Regions from separate parts of the Homo sapiens genome. Here region 2 is linked to region 1. A link is an interaction called in ENCODE POLR2A ChIA-PET data of the cell type or tissue named here. Cell type or tissue: GM12878. All regions are shown on one strand. Each heading gives the region's core, and the rest is flanking DNA. Links, peaks and the distances in the headings are about the cores only.

What was found. ChIA-PET counts read pairs that join two places held together with the same protein. Peaks named below come from ENCODE experiments on the same cell type or tissue, not always from the same donor. Only the 100,000 strongest peaks of a DNase experiment are listed, where the experiment ranks them.
Region 2: POLR2A ChIA-PET joins it to region 1 with 7 read pairs; 1 of 35 experiments calls an interaction of 5 or more read pairs at or near these places.

The regions. Positions count from the first base shown.
Region 1 is chr3:165,439,912-165,446,721 of GRCh38, reverse strand. The region is part of intron 3 of LINC01322 (long intergenic non-protein coding RNA 1322); the gene reads right to left. Among named protein-coding and RNA genes, the nearest start is that of LINC01322, 240 kb to the right of the region's middle. In GM12878, for the core only: no CTCF peak of the experiment used is centred there; no DNase peak of the experiment used is centred there; H3K27ac peaks cover 233 bases.
Region 2 is chr3:165,804,105-165,808,104 of GRCh38, reverse strand. All of the region lies in intron 2 of BCHE (butyrylcholinesterase), which reads left to right. Among named protein-coding and RNA genes, the nearest start is that of BCHE, 31 kb to the left of the region's middle. RefSeq lists an enhancer at 1,764-1,813. In GM12878, for the core only: no CTCF peak of the experiment used is centred there; a DNase peak (open chromatin) is centred at 1,891; H3K4me3 peaks cover 794 bases.

The sequences.
Region 1 (6,810 bases), core at 1,630-5,629:
CACACCTGGTTAAGTAGTCAGGTTTCTTAGGCAGTGGGCAGGGCCATAGAGTTCCCAAGAGATTATGATTATGATTTTTGTCTTCAGCTACCAGGATGGGTAGAGACAGATCACCAAGTGGGGGCAGAGATATGGGTGTCTGAGCTCAGCCTCTCCTTGGGCGGGGCTTACTGCAGCTGCTGTAGGGGATGGGAGTGTGGTTCCCAGTCCAATGGATTTATATTCCCGGGGTGATTATGGCTGCCTCTGCTGAGTCATACAGGTCACCAGGCAAGTGGGGGAAAGCCAGCAGTCACAGGCTTCACCCTGCTCCTATGCAGCCTGCAGTCCTAAAGGGTGTTCTCAGTCCCACTGTGCTTCCCCAACACCACCAAGTCTATTTCCAGGTAGCCAGTGACCAGGGCTGAGAACTTGCCCCAGTCCACAAGCCTCCCTGCTGAGAAAGCAAGCAGACTCACAAGTTTTCTTCAGCATCTCAGGGAGCCTGCGGTGGTGATCAAGATCCTTCTGTGGATTCTCTCAGCTTTCCTGGTATGGTCCTGCAGTAGTTCTTGGAGCAAAAGTTCATGATGTGAGTCTCCACACACTGGTCTGTCTGTCTCAGTGGAAGTTGCAGATTAGTCCTGCCTCCGATCTGCCATCATGATTTTCTCTACTTCCAGAGTAACATAAATTTGCCCTGCAATTTATTTTAATCATGATAAAAAATATACGATTAGGAAATATCCTTCATTATTTAGTGTAAACATAATGCAAAACTTTTAAAAATATGAGGTAACTTGAAATGTTGTTTGTCTTTACCTAAGGGTTGAAAGTATCAAAAATAAAGCACTGTCGACAGCCAGGTACAGTGGCTCACGCCCGTAATCCTATTACTTTGGGAGGCTGAGGTGGGTGGATCACGAGGTCAGGAGTTCAAGACCAGCCTGACCAATATGGTGAAACCCCGTCTCTACTAAAAACACAAAAATTAGCCGGGCATGGTGGCGCACGCCTGTAGTCCCAGTTACTCAGGAGGCTGAGGCAGGAGAATTGCTTGAACCCGAGAGGCGGAGGTTGCAGTGAGCTGAGATTGAGCCACTGCATTCCAGCCTGGGTGACAGAGTGAGACTCTATCTCAAAAAAAAAAAAAAAAAAAAAAAAAAAGAAAGAAAGCACTGTCTATATTATACATTTATATTCTCGATTTTGGAGTATGTTTAAGCCATAAATTCTGATACTACTTAGAGTTGGGCCAAACTTCACAGGTTAAGGACATAGATTTCCAAAAGAATGCCCTCACTGCAGAGCTGGCTACTAATTTAAGGCTTCTACTACTCCTCAGGTTCAATAATTCACAGAACAAAGGAAAGTGCTATTCTTATGATTAGAGCATTATTATAGCAAAAAGATACAAATCAGAACCAGTCAAAAGAAGAGATTTGTAGGGCAAGGTATGGAAGGATCTTAAATAAGAGGGATCTTTTGCCTTTTCCCCATGGAGTCAGGAGGAATCACCCTTCTGTCATATCTACATGTGACCATATGTAGATTATTGCCAATCAGGGAAGCTCATCTGAGATTTGTGCCCACAGTTTTTACTGGGGTTTTGTTAGGTAGACATGATTGATTCAATCATTTGCTATGAGATTGAACTCAGTCTTCAGCCCCTCTCCTCTACCCAGAGGTTATGCTATTATCACGTAGTTCAAAGCTCCTAAACCTCTAATCATATTGTTGGTCTTTCTGCTATGTACAACCTCTATTCTGAGTCATCTCATTAACACAAACTTTCTAGGGGCGCCCATGAATTACCTCCTTAGGACAAATGTATCATCATCAAGGCTCACCAAGAATGATAAAGACATTCCGTTCCCTAAAGATTTACATCCTTTCCAAGGATTTGAAGCTACTTCTTGGGAATCGGAGGCAAAGGCCAGCCAAATTCTTGATTACATAGGAGTTTATTTTGAAATTTTTATCCCATCAGTACAATCTAAAATATATAAATTGTTATTTCATATTATCTTCACTATTGAGTATTGAGAAATTCAGAAATGTCCACTTGTACAAAGGTTATTTCTAGTGGAAAAGCCCTGGCTAGAAAGTCCACAGCACCGTGTTTATGCTTCAGGTAGCAGAAAACAAAGAGCACAATGTTCAAGCCAGAGGCCACGGGTTTGAGCTCTAGTTCTGTTATATACTAATGGTGATTTTGGACTAATTGCAGCCTCTGGGTCTTAATTGGCTATTGTGAAATAGATACAATAATAATTCCTATTCTGGCTGAATAACAAGTCGGTTGTAGTTTACAAAGAATAGCTAATTAATATAAAAATAAAACTATAAAACTATTTTTGTTGTTTTGAGATAGGGTCTTGTGCTCTGTCACCCATGCTGGGTGTGATCATAGTGCAGTGGTGTGATCATAGCTCACTGAAGCATATAAAACTCTTATAGATGTTATTTTTAAGTCCTAGCTCTAACACTCTTTACCTGTGTAACCTGATGTAACCAGTAAGGAACAAAGGGATATGTAGATGTCCTATGACCACAATGTGCTGATGAGCTCACTTAAATTAACTTAGTCCTTTAAAGAAACCTGACAAGAAGGTGTGATTATCTACATTTTGAAAGTTAAGAAAATTAAATTGAGAAAGATTAAGTACTTTTCTGACTTCACATAAGGAGTGACTATCAGACCTATTTAGGCTATACTATTTTACGTGACTTATCTAAATGATGGACTGCAACTGTATAATTCCTATGATAACTTCCAGCTGTAAAACACCATGACATTTTCTTTTGAGAGATTACAGATTGTGTGGTCAAAAAAGACTAGTGGCCATCTGACCTCAGCAGGAAAGAAGGCCAAGGTACTGGGAGGGATTGTGACATCTTTGAAAGCAAATAGTGCAATTGTTTCTCAAAGGCAGATGATAGGTACTAGGTAAGAAGGTTATTTTAGCAGTTGATGTAAGATATGTTATGTTATAGTGACAAAGCACATTAAAATATCAGTGGCTTAACATAATAAAAGTTGATTTCTCCTATTGATGCTACATGGAGAACTATAAGGGTTTCACTCAGACACCCAAGTGCTAAGATTGCACGGAAGCTTAAGTTTTCATGGGCAGGGAAGATAATACATCATGAAACAGCTTGTAAAGTTTCTGTTTGGCTATTTTTTTTTTTAGCTTTAAGGGGGCAACAAAGGACAATTCTATTATATGTCTAAAGGAAGGAAAGCTGGACATATTTAGAAAACACCTATAACGAATACTGTTTCACCTACTTTCCATTTGTATAATATTCTGCAAGTTGCAAATCACTGTATTCCACATTATTTCACTAATGATGACAATAATGTTGGTACTCAGAAACCAGCACACCAAAATGTGAAGCCTCTTTATCTTCCCAAGATTTGGACCCACCAGGGAATATAACAGTTTTCTTCCCTCTCTGTAAGACCAAAGATATATCCACACCGGAACAGACCTTTTTTTTGAGGTAATGACTATCTGCAAGCATCATTTAAATTCCAAAGAGAACTATTTACAAGTTAATTTATGTTCCCAGATCCATCATTTTCCCTAGTAATCATTTATTGCCCTTCAACGGAGTTCCTCTTCTCCCCGTCCCATACATAACCTGTTTTTCTGTAACCTCATTCTGTCTGTAATCTCAAGATGGCATATAAGCTTCTGTACTGCATTGGGAAGTTGGGTCTTCATTCTGAATGCTCCCTTGTATACACATTAAATAAATATGTATGCCTTTTCTATTATTAATTAATTTGCCTCATGTCAGTGATTTTCAGTGAACCTTTATTTAGGGAGCCAAAAGTCTTGGCCCCCAACAATAAAAAACTGCATTAGTAATAGCTCAGAAATAAGCATACATGCAATATATAATTTTAGTAGGCTTTGAGTGCCTCAACTCAAATAAATTATATAAAAGTTTTGGCATTAGACTTTTGCAACCAAAGTAATATGTTGAGGTAAAAAACCGTCGTATTTATGTAAGAAATCCAAAATTTGGGGGTTTCAAACCATTTAGTTCAGGAACCAGAATAGAAATAAAAATAGTGAAGCAACACAAGCAGTTTTCTATTCTCTGCCATATACATACACACTTTATATATCCCATGTGAAAAATAAGTAGAAGAACCATATAAATTACTGCCCAAACTAGGACACTTTGGGAGTAAACAGAGATATTATTAATACTTACAATAAGACAAGTATAAAGCAGAACTATTACACAAAACCAGGCATGTATTATCATCCTAAAAGAGTTCAGAAAGAAATTATCTTTAATGATTTAAAAATTAATTTATTTTTTTCTTTCTATGCTGTAAATATACAACCATAACAGTTCAAGTTGAAAAAGCATTTATTTATCTACTTCTTTATTTAACAAACATGTGTGTGTACTTTATGCCAAGCACTGATATACACTGGGGAGAGAAGTATTAATTTGCTTTAGATGAGAATTACAGAATGAAGTTACAAGTTTATAAACACAATTCTTAAGAAACATTCATCTGATATGTTTTGTGATGCTGAAACATAGCAGATGATGATTTCTTAACTAATTTTTATAGAAATCTCAAAAACATTTCCCAATTCTTAACTTATTTCCTTTAGTTTAAAAGTCTAAACTATTTTCAGTATAAATTTGAAACTAAGTATATATGCATTGATGTGTTTAAAATTAAAATAAATATAAGCAAATTACACTTTGCTTTATGATCCATGTCTCACTAAATACTGTTTGATTGCCTTAACCTATTGAATTTAAAAACAAGAACCATGCAACAGAGGCAATTTCTTTAAAAAGCTTGATAATAGTACAGACATTTCATAAACAAACTTAAAATGTAACAACATGAAGATTTTTAAGGTAGAATTTTCTAGCTCTACCATTTGTGGGGATCCTCTTTGACTCCCAAATTTGGCATAACATTTATTTTAAATTGAAAATATTTGAACTAGAGAAGATGCAGCAGAAATCTTATTGGAACTTCCCTTATCTGCTAAAGTATAAACTCCCCAAAACATAGCTGTTATTAACCCTCCCCAAAGGGAGTTTCCTGCAAATTAGCTGCCAAGAAGATAATCCATTTCTGTTACCATTAAACAACCCTATGGAATCTCTCATACTCTCTCATTGGAGCCCTAAAATCTTTCCTTTCATTAAGCTTATATATAGAAACATTTACTTCCGGCTATTCTATGACTTTTTCCATTATTGAGAGCTCCTTCATAAGCATATAAATCAACATTGTCTTTTCTCCTGTCAATATGTATATTGTCATTTAATTTCCAGGCCACCAACCACTGGACCCAAGTGAGAAGAGAAAAATATTTTTTTTTGCAACACATTCTTAGATCTGTGATATAATTTTATATTTTTCCTTTGAAAAAGTAACCTTTTCTCCTTAAATGATTTCTAGACAGTTTAATAAGCTGTACTATGGTCCAAATGTGTCTCTCCAAGCCTTACCATAGGTTTTATATGTTGACATGTGGAGACACAGTAATAAGGTTCATCTACAAACGAGGATAAAAGCTCTCAACAGACACTCAATCTGCCAACACCTTAGACTTCCCAGGCTTCAAAACTAGGAGAAATAAATTTTTATTGTTTACAAGCTAACCAGTCTATGGTATTTTGTTATAGCTGCCCAAAAAAAATGAAGACAAGGTAGTATTGCTTGAGGTAGTGAGTTTTTAAAATATTCACGTTACTCGATTTTAAAATTAGGAATATCAAATTTTTATTAAAAAATAGTTGTGAGATTAAAAAGATTATATAATTTAAAAATGACATGGCAATTTGGAATGTACAGAGAGAGTTTAATGTAAATGTTTTGATGAATGAATTATTTTAATCACTAATTAATTGTAGTTGTGAAGAAATTTAAAAAGTTATTCTACAAATATAGCAAAGATAAATTTAATTAGAATTACCACAGTTATTCCAGAAAAAAATAAATAAATACAGAACACAAAATATTCTACAAAATAATCTAAAATAGCAGTAATAGCTTGACTACTTATCCAGAACTTTATGCAACTGAGAAACTTGAAAGTACGGGGCCTAGCCATTGAACACAAAACCACTAGTTGGTGATAGTCCCACAAATAGAGCTTGCGGCTAGCTCCTAGCTAAATGTGAAACAGCAAATGAGAAACTTCACCTCAGTAGAGTAAGCAGACCCAAAAGTCCCCTTTTATGTGAAAATTATTTTTTAATGTTGTCATAAAAGATATTCTAAAAGTATTTTCTAATACTTACTCAGGTGGTTTGGATAGCCAATAATAAGCAATTAGGAGGGAGTATTTTTTTCTAGCAATGAAACATCCATAAAGTGTGCCAAAAAAGGGATATATGTCATGTCAGTCCAAAGCATTTGTAGTACACAACTGCACAAAATGTCAGGCTGAGTAGAGGTTAATGAAGCAAGGAAGAAAACAATAGGAAAGAAGGGAGGAGAAAAAGATATTTTTTAGTAACTTCTTGCAAAGAGAAAACAAAAGGAAGCTACAGATTTAGAGACTATGATCTTTAGAAAAAGCTACCAAAAGGATCTGATAAGAAAGATAATAGTATATCTGTCAAGGACAACAAATCTTGCCTTTCAAAGTTCTAATGACACAGGAGAGAATGAATCTGAGTGATAAGGCTCGATCTCTCTTTACAAACACAGGACAAGGTAAACCACAGGGGAAATAACCAATGAAGATGAACAGAAACAGAAGAAAGTCACGTTTCCTGTATCATTCAGTTTCCTTCAGGTTGCATCATACTATCAAATATTTTCAT
Region 2 (4,000 bases), core at 1-4,000, 360 kb before region 1:
GGCTGAGACAGGAGAATGGCGTGAACTCTTGAGGCGGAGTTTGCAGTGAGCTGAGATCGCGCCACTGCACTGCAGCCTGGGCGACAGAGCGAGACTCTGTCTCAAACAACAACAACAACTACAAAAAAAAACAAGCAACAATATACCAGGTTGTCAGTTTCCATTAAAGGAAATTCAAATCAACAAATGTTAAGCATACAATTTTCACTATGAGTAAATAATTTTTGCATTAAAATACATCAGCCAGGTGTAGTGGCTCATGCCTGTAATCTCAACATTATGGGAGGATCAGTTCGGTGGGCCACTTGAGGTCAGGAGTTCAACACCAGCTTGGCCAACATAGTGAGACCCTGTCTCTACTAAAAATATTGTACAAAAAAAAAATTGCCAAGTGTGGTGGCATGTGCCTGTAGTCCCAGGTACTCTGGAGGCTGAGGCAAGGTAATTACTTGAACCTGGGAGGCGGAGGTTGCAGTGATGAGCCAAGATCATGCCACTGCACTCCAGCCTGGGTGACAGAATAAGACTCTGTCTGAAAAATAAATAAATAAATAAAAATAAATAAATAAATAAATAAATAAATAAATCTCATAATAACATTTCTTTATCTTTATCTCAATCATTATTAAATAAATATCTGAGTGTACTATGCCGCTGATGGTAACTGGTTGTTGAAAACAACTATGTTTTAGGTATATTAAAGTATTATTGTATTCTAAATAGGGAGAACTTTATATTTCCTAAGGAAATTTATTAGACAAATAAGGTTCTAGAAAATATGACTTGATTTTAAAAATGGCCTTTATCATGAGAGATCGCAGAAAAAATAAAAATCATATTATGTCAGAAAGGTAGACAAACATTATAATTCAATTATAATTTACCTCAATCTTCAAGGTTTTTGCAATGAACTTATAAAAAATACCAGTGTGAAAAATTTAAATGAATTAACATGAAGAACTCAGTGAAACATTTTCTTCAGTTTTGTAATATTTTAGCTCTAAAATTAAAAAGGAAATGAAAATTAGATACCATTTACATTTCCTACTCCGCTCCACCAACCCCCCAAAAAAGTAATAATTTCTTAAGGAAAATATGATCGATCATAGTTGTTTTAAAGTTAGAGATTTTGATTGTATTTATTTAACATAACCTCCTAAAGACACGGTGTCATGATTTATAATTGTTTCTATAAGATTATAGTGTTCTGGTCATGCTGTTTTCTTTCTCTAATTTAATAACTGAGTTTTGCATAATCATTCAATACTGTCATAAAGAGAACCAAATATGGCCATTAAACAATTAGAATAATACTTCATTTATGATTTGGCTATTATTTAGGCAGATTTAAAAAACTATATAATTATTATTATAAAGATGTGTTTACACCATTATTTGTGTATCTGATTCTAATCCCTTTTGGTTTTATCCAACATTATGAATGTAAATGATGATCATAAAATATCTGATATTTTATATTAAATGTTACCTCACATCTGTATGATTTACTATAATCACTTCACAAATATTTATTGAGCACCAACTGTGAGCCAGGCACTGGGCTAGGTGCTATGGAGTCAGTATGAATATATCGTAGAGTAAAATGCAGGCCTACCATCACTGAGGTTACCACTTACCGCTGGCAGATAACAGCAAATAAGCAATTTACCAAACCACATAATGAGAACTATACTATGATTAACTACAGGCTTGGGAAATACAACATAGGAGAAACTCAGTCCAGTCTTAGAAGCTTATAGAAACCTTTCTTAAAGAAATAAAAAGTTTTGGGGTAAGATGAAACAGTACAGGCAAAGACCGAGAGGTGATAGAGAAAGAGAAAGTAAAAAGGCAGGTGTGAGGAGACATGAATCTGGGGAGTTATGAAGAAACCAGACTGTACATTTGTAAACCAAGCTTGTTTTAGATTACGTGCCAAGAGCACCATGTGAAAACTTTTTTTTTTAATGTGAGGGGAGAATGCTATCAAATTTGAATTTTAGAAAAATCATTTTGTGTGCAGAAGAGAGAATGGCATAGAAGAGAGTAAGAAAGCTGACAGGGAGAATGAGAGGAGACACATGGTCGTGTTCCAGGGCAGCAATACAAATGGTCTACACTGGGGAGTAACTTTGGGAATGAAAAGACAAGCCAGAGGATGGATTTCAGATGTCCAGAGAATATTATCTATGAGCTCTGGTAATCAGGTAGATATGGAGAGTGTGTGAGAAGAAAGGAAAATCAATGAATGTTATTCAGTTTTCTTACTTAGCAATATCCAGGGCCATTTCATGAGTTAAGAACGTATGTCGGACTGAAAATTAAAGTAAGAAGAAGTGTTTTAAAAATTAGAAAAAGAAATGTGTCATTTCTAAAGGCAAAGAAAGTAAGTTTAACAAAAATAAAAGTAAAAGATTGGTAAAGATTAAAAATATGATCTTTATGTTTAATGATTTAGGTTATTGCTATCATCCATCTGTGCTGTATCTCAGATCTTACAGAATCATATGAAGAGACATGTCTTTCCATCTGCCTACGTGCATATGAGTGTGCAAATATGCTAAAGAATTAAAATATGTAACAAAACATTGTATGCCACTAAGAAACATGTTTTAAAGTCCTTCAGAAACAGGTTTGTGTAACCTAGCAGTAACCTTTAGTAACCTATACTGAAATCTACACTAGTCAAACTAACACATTTTCTAAGCTTCTAAAGCCCTCAACTCTTCTTTTGTGATTTGCAATCTGGCAGCAAAACTAACTGCAGTTTCAACTTATGAACACTTCTTTTACACTGATGCCTGACTGATCGTGAAGATTCTACTTCATCTTCACCCTTCTCAAGTGATGGCTTTTTTATTCTGCTATTCGTGTACCATAGAGCCATATATATGTATATATGTCTACTAAGAGCTCGTTATTTTTTTCAAAACATTATTCCTCCTTCTTCCACAGAATAAACTCTCTTAAAGTAGATTCTACTAGATTACATCAGAGTATACTATTTACATTTTATTCTTGCTGCATTCAACTGCTTAAAGCCTGCTGAATCTTACTCATCCATTGAATATGTTTTAGCATCTAGCTTACTTTCCTTCTATCTACTAAAAATCTTGTAAACATTTTTAATTATCTCAGTGTTCATACAAATAAACTGTGAAATGCTTTGGCCTTTTTCTCTTAATCTTTCTCACCTGCAAGAATCACAACCTTGTTTATGTTTAAATATGTGATTGCTATCAAACAGCTTAATTAATGTGTCTGGATATAAACATGTATACACACTATGTGAATAAATTCAAGACCTTAAACTCAAGAGATTCTTTAATGTTGCCTGGCATTAATGTCTCTAGCCAATTTATTCCTTCAACACTTCTAAAGGATATTTATACCTGTTCTGTCTTCCCAAAACTCAAACATTTCTTCTCTACTTGCACAGCTACAAACTTGCTTTTTACACACTCACACACAAGAAAACAAAACCCAAAATTAATCAGATCGCAAAATCAATTAACTTATCAAAAACCCTGGCCAAGTCCTCTCTACCTCCCTCCAGTTGCAATGTCGATTATGCCCTTGTCTCCCATCTAGACTTGCCAGTGGGATTCTCTAGAGCCCATCCACATATGACTATGCAAGACTTTAGTTCTAAAAGTATTTTTCTTCTTTTTTTAAAAAATCATCTTTGCCCTCCATTTATTCATGTAGTTTTACTACTGTAAAAAAAAATATGTAATCTGAAAAAAAGACTTCACATTGTTTAATAGCTACTTTCCCATTTTCATACTCTTCTTGACAGCAAAACTCACTAATAATTTACCTCTACCAATTGCCCACTTTTATCCTCTCATTCTATATTTAAACTATTTCACTATCCCAATTATCTCATTCCAACTATTCTCATATTGGTCTGTATTTCCATGTTGCGAAGTCACTTAATTATTTCTGAATCATCAGTATTTGATGTGTGTGTAGTCTCTCTCCTCCTTGAAGCATCTCT